2 separate regions of the Homo sapiens genome follow, and region 1 is linked to region 2. Evidence: chromatin contacts called from ENCODE Hi-C data. All regions are on one chromosome and are shown on one strand. Each heading gives the region's core, a stretch centred on a gene start or an enhancer-like site at or near the end of the contact. The rest is flanking DNA. Distances are from core to core; before and after follow the strand shown. Region 1 overlaps SV2C (synaptic vesicle glycoprotein 2C). Region 2 holds the start of NSA2 (NSA2 ribosome biogenesis factor).

Region 1 (2,700 bases), core at 143-2,642, 1.6 Mb after region 2:
CTGAAAGTAAAATACAAAATAAATAAAAAATAAAACACTTAGCATGAACATAATTAATTAAAGAAAATAGGGAGTAACAAATCTAAGTAAATATATTGTTGCACTTAACAACAGTTTTTTTTCTCTTTACTTATCTGATAGAGACAGGGTCTTGCTATGTTGCCCAGGCTGGTCTCAAACTCCTAGGTTCAAGAAATCCTCCAACCTCAGCCTCCCAAAGTGCTGGGATTACAGGTGTAAGACACCCTGCTCAGCCTGCCATACATTTTAACTTTGGAATGAAATTTAAATTTCCATTTAAACATAGATGTTTCTGAAATTATGGGAATTTACAAAACAAAATAACAAGTCACTCTTGTAAAGAGATGAGAAACTGCTCAATTTTTCTATATCACCCTCTCCACCCTTTGCCTGGGATAAGAGGAGGTAACCCAGCTTTTCCCACACTGAGCAGAGGTGACCTGCCTCTCTCTAATGAACTGCGCTTTATGCCTGTTTTGTTCCTGAGAGAAGAGTTTGGATAGAGGAGGATTAAAGTTTGTTTTAAGAGACCCTTCCTGCAGGGTATAGTGGCTCATGCCTGTAATCCCAGCACTTTGGGAGGCCAAGACAAGAGGATTGCTTAAGCCCAGGAGTTTGAGACCAGCCAGGGCAACGCAGGAGGACACCCCCATCTCTACAAATATTTAAAAAAAAAAAATAGCTGAGCATGGCAGTACACACTTGTAGTCCCAAGTAGCAACTCAGGAGGCTGAGGTAGGAGGATCACTTGAACCTGCGAAGTGGAGGCTGCAGTGAGTTATCATTGTACCAGTGTACTCACCTGGGCAACATAGCAAGACCCTATCTCTACAAAAATAAAAATAAAAATTAGCTGTGTATGGTGGTGTGCACCTGTAGTCCTAGCTACTCAGGAGGCTGAGGTGGGAAGATTGCTTGAGCCCAGGAGTTTGAGGCTGCAGTGAACTATTACTATGCCACTGCACTCCAGCCTGGGCAACCGAGCAAGACCTAATCTCTATAAAAATGAAAAAGACCCTTCCTTCCAACAACGTTAAACCACTAGAGATGTTTCGTACTCCCTACAATTTTTTCTCTCTTTCTGTTCACAATACATTGGGACTTACAGGCAGAGTAAGAGTCAATGGAAGCTATGGTAAGAAAGTCAACAGAGGGCTGGAGGAACAATACCAACAGCTAGGATTCTCTACTCCCAGATTTGCTAACAAGCATTGATTTGCTCCACTGATATACAACACAATCTGAGGGAAGATCATTGAAAATCTAGGATCTTTTGGTCTAAAGTTGGAATCATGGGGAGGCATTTTCTCAACCTTGTTCATGTCTCTTTCCTTTGCAGGGCAACAGGCTTTGGCTTCTTAAATGCGCTATGCAAGGCAGCAGCCGTCCTGGGAAACTTAATATTTGGCTCTCTGGTCAGCATCACCAAATCAATCCCCATCCTGCTGGCTTCTACTGTGCTCGTGTGTGGAGGACTCGTTGGGCTGTGCCTGCCTGACACACGAACCCAGGTTCTGATGTAATGGGAAAAAAAGCCATCCTTCCTGCGTTTCTTCCTCCTGCCCTGGGTCAATTCTCCTTCCTGACTCAAGGCTTCAGAGTTTTCCTATATAGAAAGGTGATCAAGTATCAGAACATAAACACGTGCTGTGACTTAAAATTTAGAAGCATATCATCTTGCCCCTTTGTGATTTTGCACAGGTTGTTTGTTTGTTTTGTTTTGTTTGAATGCATTGTTATCTTTCCAAACTGTGATGCTACTGCCTCCCGCAAATCAGTGGAAGCATTTCTAAAATGCCCTAGGCAGCCAGGCTTCCCTGGGGTTCTGCTCATTGAAAGTTTAGAAGCTAAGAAGACTGGGCTGGTGTAAGAAATAGATCCTGCTCCTAATTTAACATTAACAGGAAATATAAGTCGGCACATTATTGCATTTGTGCTGAGAAGAGGGATTCTTTTTTTTTTTTTTTCTAACAGAGTGATATTTCCTGTTTACTTAGAAAAGGACACCCAGTAATTCTCACTGTTATAGCAGAGCCTTTCAAAGAAAACCATGTGGCACCAAACAGGGCTGGGTGGGGCTCTTTGGGGCAAGACAATTAAGGTGACCGCTGACAAGAAAAATAAAAGCTCTGCAATTAGCAGCAAAAATCTGAGTGTGCTGCATAAGCAAGATTTCTGTCAGAAAGCCCAATTAAACCTCTGAAAAGTGTGAGGAAAAAGAACTGTAACAGTATCTGTGACTGTGGCATGTGGTTCAGAATGTTTGAAAATCAGAGATCCGAGAGAGAGCTTCTGCCTCCATTTACCACTCCCACTCCTTCAGCTGCCCTTGGTCTTGCCAGACAGCAGATTCAGGGAAAGAAAGCTGCTTCTTAAAAACTGTCTGCCTACCTGATTCTGCCACTTACCCACACTGTCTCTAGTCTAGAGATTGCCAGTGGATAGCTAAATTGTAAATTGCAAATTAGGAAGAAATTCACACCCAGAGCCATTTGGAAATACAAAATGGTACCTCTTTCCAGTACCTCTTTGCTGTGGGACTGGCCCGCCAGGACCCCCACCCCACCTGGCCCGCAGTTGACATTCAGCTTCCCAGCTGGCATCAGCAAAGAGGGTTTGTCCCTCTAGCTTCCCCAGGGCTGGCCCACTGCTCAATGCGCTCCTGGCTCCCTGTAAAAT
Region 2 (2,700 bases), core at 110-2,609:
TTGGGAGGCTGAACCTGGAGAATCGCTTGAACCCGGGAGGCAGAGGTTGCAGTGAGACGAGATGGCGCATTTGCACTCCAGCCTGTGCGACAAGATTGAAACTCCGTCTCAAAACAAAACAAAAACTGCCTCAAAGCCGGGCGCTGTGGCTCAAGCCTGTAATCCCAACACTTTGGGAGGCCGAGGCGGGTGGATCGCTCGTACCCGGGAGTTCGAGACCAGCCTGGGCAACACGGTGAAACCTCATCTCTACAAAAACTACAAAAATCAGCCAGGCTTCGTGGCGCGAGCCTGTAGCTCGCTACTTTTGAGGCTGAGGTCGGAGGATCGCTTGATCCCGGGAGGTCGAGGCTGCGGTGAGCCGAGCTCGTGCCCCTGCACTCCAGCCTGGGCGACTGGGCGAGATGCCGTCTCAAAATACCCATAAAAACAAAAACAAAAACAAAATACTGCCTCAAATACAAGCACTAAGAATTAATGAAAGTATTCTTTTGGTACAGTTCTTTTTGTTCATCAACTGAATCACGCTGCAAGCTGTGAAGTAATTAAGGGAACTTCTGCAACTGTGCAGTAAAAGGGTAAACCTGATAGTGTATTTAAGTAGACGTACTTTCTGGTAGTTAATTACTTCTTGACACTAGGGGGCCACTAAATACAAGTCCACTCAGCATTTGATTCGGTGCACCAAAATGCCTCAGAAATTTCTGGAATCAGTCCTGTACCTCCAAAAAACCAGAATGTTATCTTCTTCTTTTCTAACAGCTGCAAAGCCCCAGTAGTTCCATTTTTCTGTACACTAAGTTTTCATTCCTCAGTATCCTTCACAATCATGCACACATTACACAGAGTGACCGGAACAAAGATGAGTCGACTTCGCCGAATGATAGAGAAAAACTTCCATACTGAGCGAACACCGAGGGGAGTCCGGAGGCCCTGTTGTCCTCTTCCGTGGCTGGCTGTGTCCGTCGCAGCCTGAAAGGTCAGCGGTACCCAGCGCTGTGACAGGGTCACAGGCGCGCGATGTCTCACAGCTCGGAGCAGTACTCACCTGGCATTAGGCCGCGTGCCGCAGGCCAGCTCTCACCGCTGGGCTCTTGAAGCAGGAGGCGCGAGCCGCGCCAAAGTCTGCAACGGCCTCAAGTCTCGACGCCAGCCTAGGCAAAAGGCAATGTATCTAAACGAAAAGAAAATAGGCTTTCTCCGCTCTACCGCCTCGGGCAGCCACACCTCCACACTTCCGGCGGTGTACCGGCCAAATGCCGCCTGCCAGCAACTTCCGTCCTCCTAGCTAAAAGCGGAAAACAGAGGCTCGGAACCGCTGCGTGGTTCTTGCTCTTCACTCGGCCGTTTTAAAGGGTGACTCTTTCCTGTCCCGGCCTGCGTGGTGTGGGCTTGTGGGTCTTTGAGACCCGAAAATTGAGAGCGTTTTCGCACTCCAGCGGCTGCTCCTGGCGGCTCTGCGGCCGTCACCATGGTAAGGAGGATGCCTCGGACGCTCGCGACACACAGCGTCTGAGTTAGTGGGACCTGAGGACTCTGGGGCGCTGGGGTAGGGGGTGAGCGGTGGTAGGCGGAAATGAGAACTGCCAAGAGAAAAGGATGGTAGACCCGTGGGGTGGGCTCTGAGGAGTGGAAACAACTTCACATTCGAGACACAGACGGTATTTGCCAGAACACAAGCTTTGGAGCAAGATTTTACTCTGTCCTGTTTTCTTTTTTCTTTTTGATCCACCGCTAAGAGTCCTAAAAATTCCTGATTTCACCACAAGCGTGGTTATCAGCCCCAGAGCCTAATGGGAATATGGTTGTCCCTTGTACAGTCTTAGATGTCAGTCCCGCCCCCTTCATTTTACTGCTGAGGAAACTGAAGGCGTCCTTGCCAAAGACCAGACAGCTAATGAATTGCGAAGCCGGGCTTAACGGCCCAGATCTAACTGCCAGGTCCTTTCTCTTTGTGTTACGTCTCTATAATCTGCGTTTCTTTGCAAAATGGCATTCCATACACCCTTCATGTGATTGCTGCAAAGTTTATGTGATAGCAGTTGGTAGCAGCACACCTTGTTGGTTGTTACTTAACATTGCTCTCTGTGCTGGACTTGGCTTTGTATCATTTTTATTTTTGCAGCCTTAAAATACGAATAGACTCACGCCTGGCCGCGTGTTTAAAACGTGTCTAAAATGCAAAAAGCATCCCATACATTGCTGGTGAAAAGAAAAATAATGCACTTTTGGAAAACGGTCTGGCAGTAAACACACGTCCACATGAAGACTTGCATGCAGTTGTTTATTGCAGATTTATTCGTAATCACCCAAAACTGGGAACAACCCTGATACCTATCATCTGGTCAGCGGGTAAACAGTGGTGTATCCATACAATAGCATACTACTCAACAATAAAAAGGATTGAAGTTCCTATACCTGCAGCAAATTGGGTGAATCCCAAAAGCAAGAAACCAGATTCAAAAGGCTATGTACTACTGTTGATCCCTGTTTCATTCTGGGAAAGGCAAAACTGTAGGGATAGGTATCAAACTGAGGGTTGGGAAAGAGGATTGACTTAAAAGTTACATAGGGAATTTTAGGGGGAAATGGAAATTCTTTGTATTTTGATTGTGGTGGTTACAGAACTGTGTAGTTAGGAAAAACTTAGAACTGTATACCTAAAAAGGACAGGTTTTACTGTGTGTAAATTATGCTTCA

The links. A loop is a pair of places that touch in the nucleus more often than their neighbours do. Pooled maps may share reads with other maps.
Region 1: a pooled map shows a loop between it and region 2 (2.5-fold over the local background). The contact joins the enhancer-like site here to the promoter of NSA2 in region 2. A Hi-C loop is called at or near these places in 2 of 50 pooled maps.

The regions. Positions count from the first base shown.
Region 1 is chr5:76,324,004-76,326,703 of GRCh38, forward strand. It overlaps SV2C (synaptic vesicle glycoprotein 2C), which reads left to right. Exons shown (of 13, transcript NM_014979.4): 13 at 1,361-2,700. The coding sequence ends at 1,544. Among named protein-coding and RNA genes, the nearest start is that of SV2C-AS2, 14 kb to the left of the region's middle. RefSeq lists an enhancer at 1,429-1,928. Within about 2 kb of position 1,393, at least 5 of the 41 ENCODE cell types and tissues checked have a DNase peak (open chromatin) inside an H3K27ac peak, as active enhancers do.
Region 2 is chr5:74,765,890-74,768,589 of GRCh38, forward strand. It overlaps NSA2 (NSA2 ribosome biogenesis factor), which reads left to right and starts at 1,360. Exons shown (of 6, transcript NM_014886.6): 1 at 1,360-1,474. The coding sequence starts at 1,472. GFM2 (GTP dependent ribosome recycling factor mitochondrial 2) reads right to left here and starts at 1,228. Exons shown (of 21, transcript NM_032380.5): 1 at 1,049-1,228. RefSeq lists an enhancer at 941-1,380.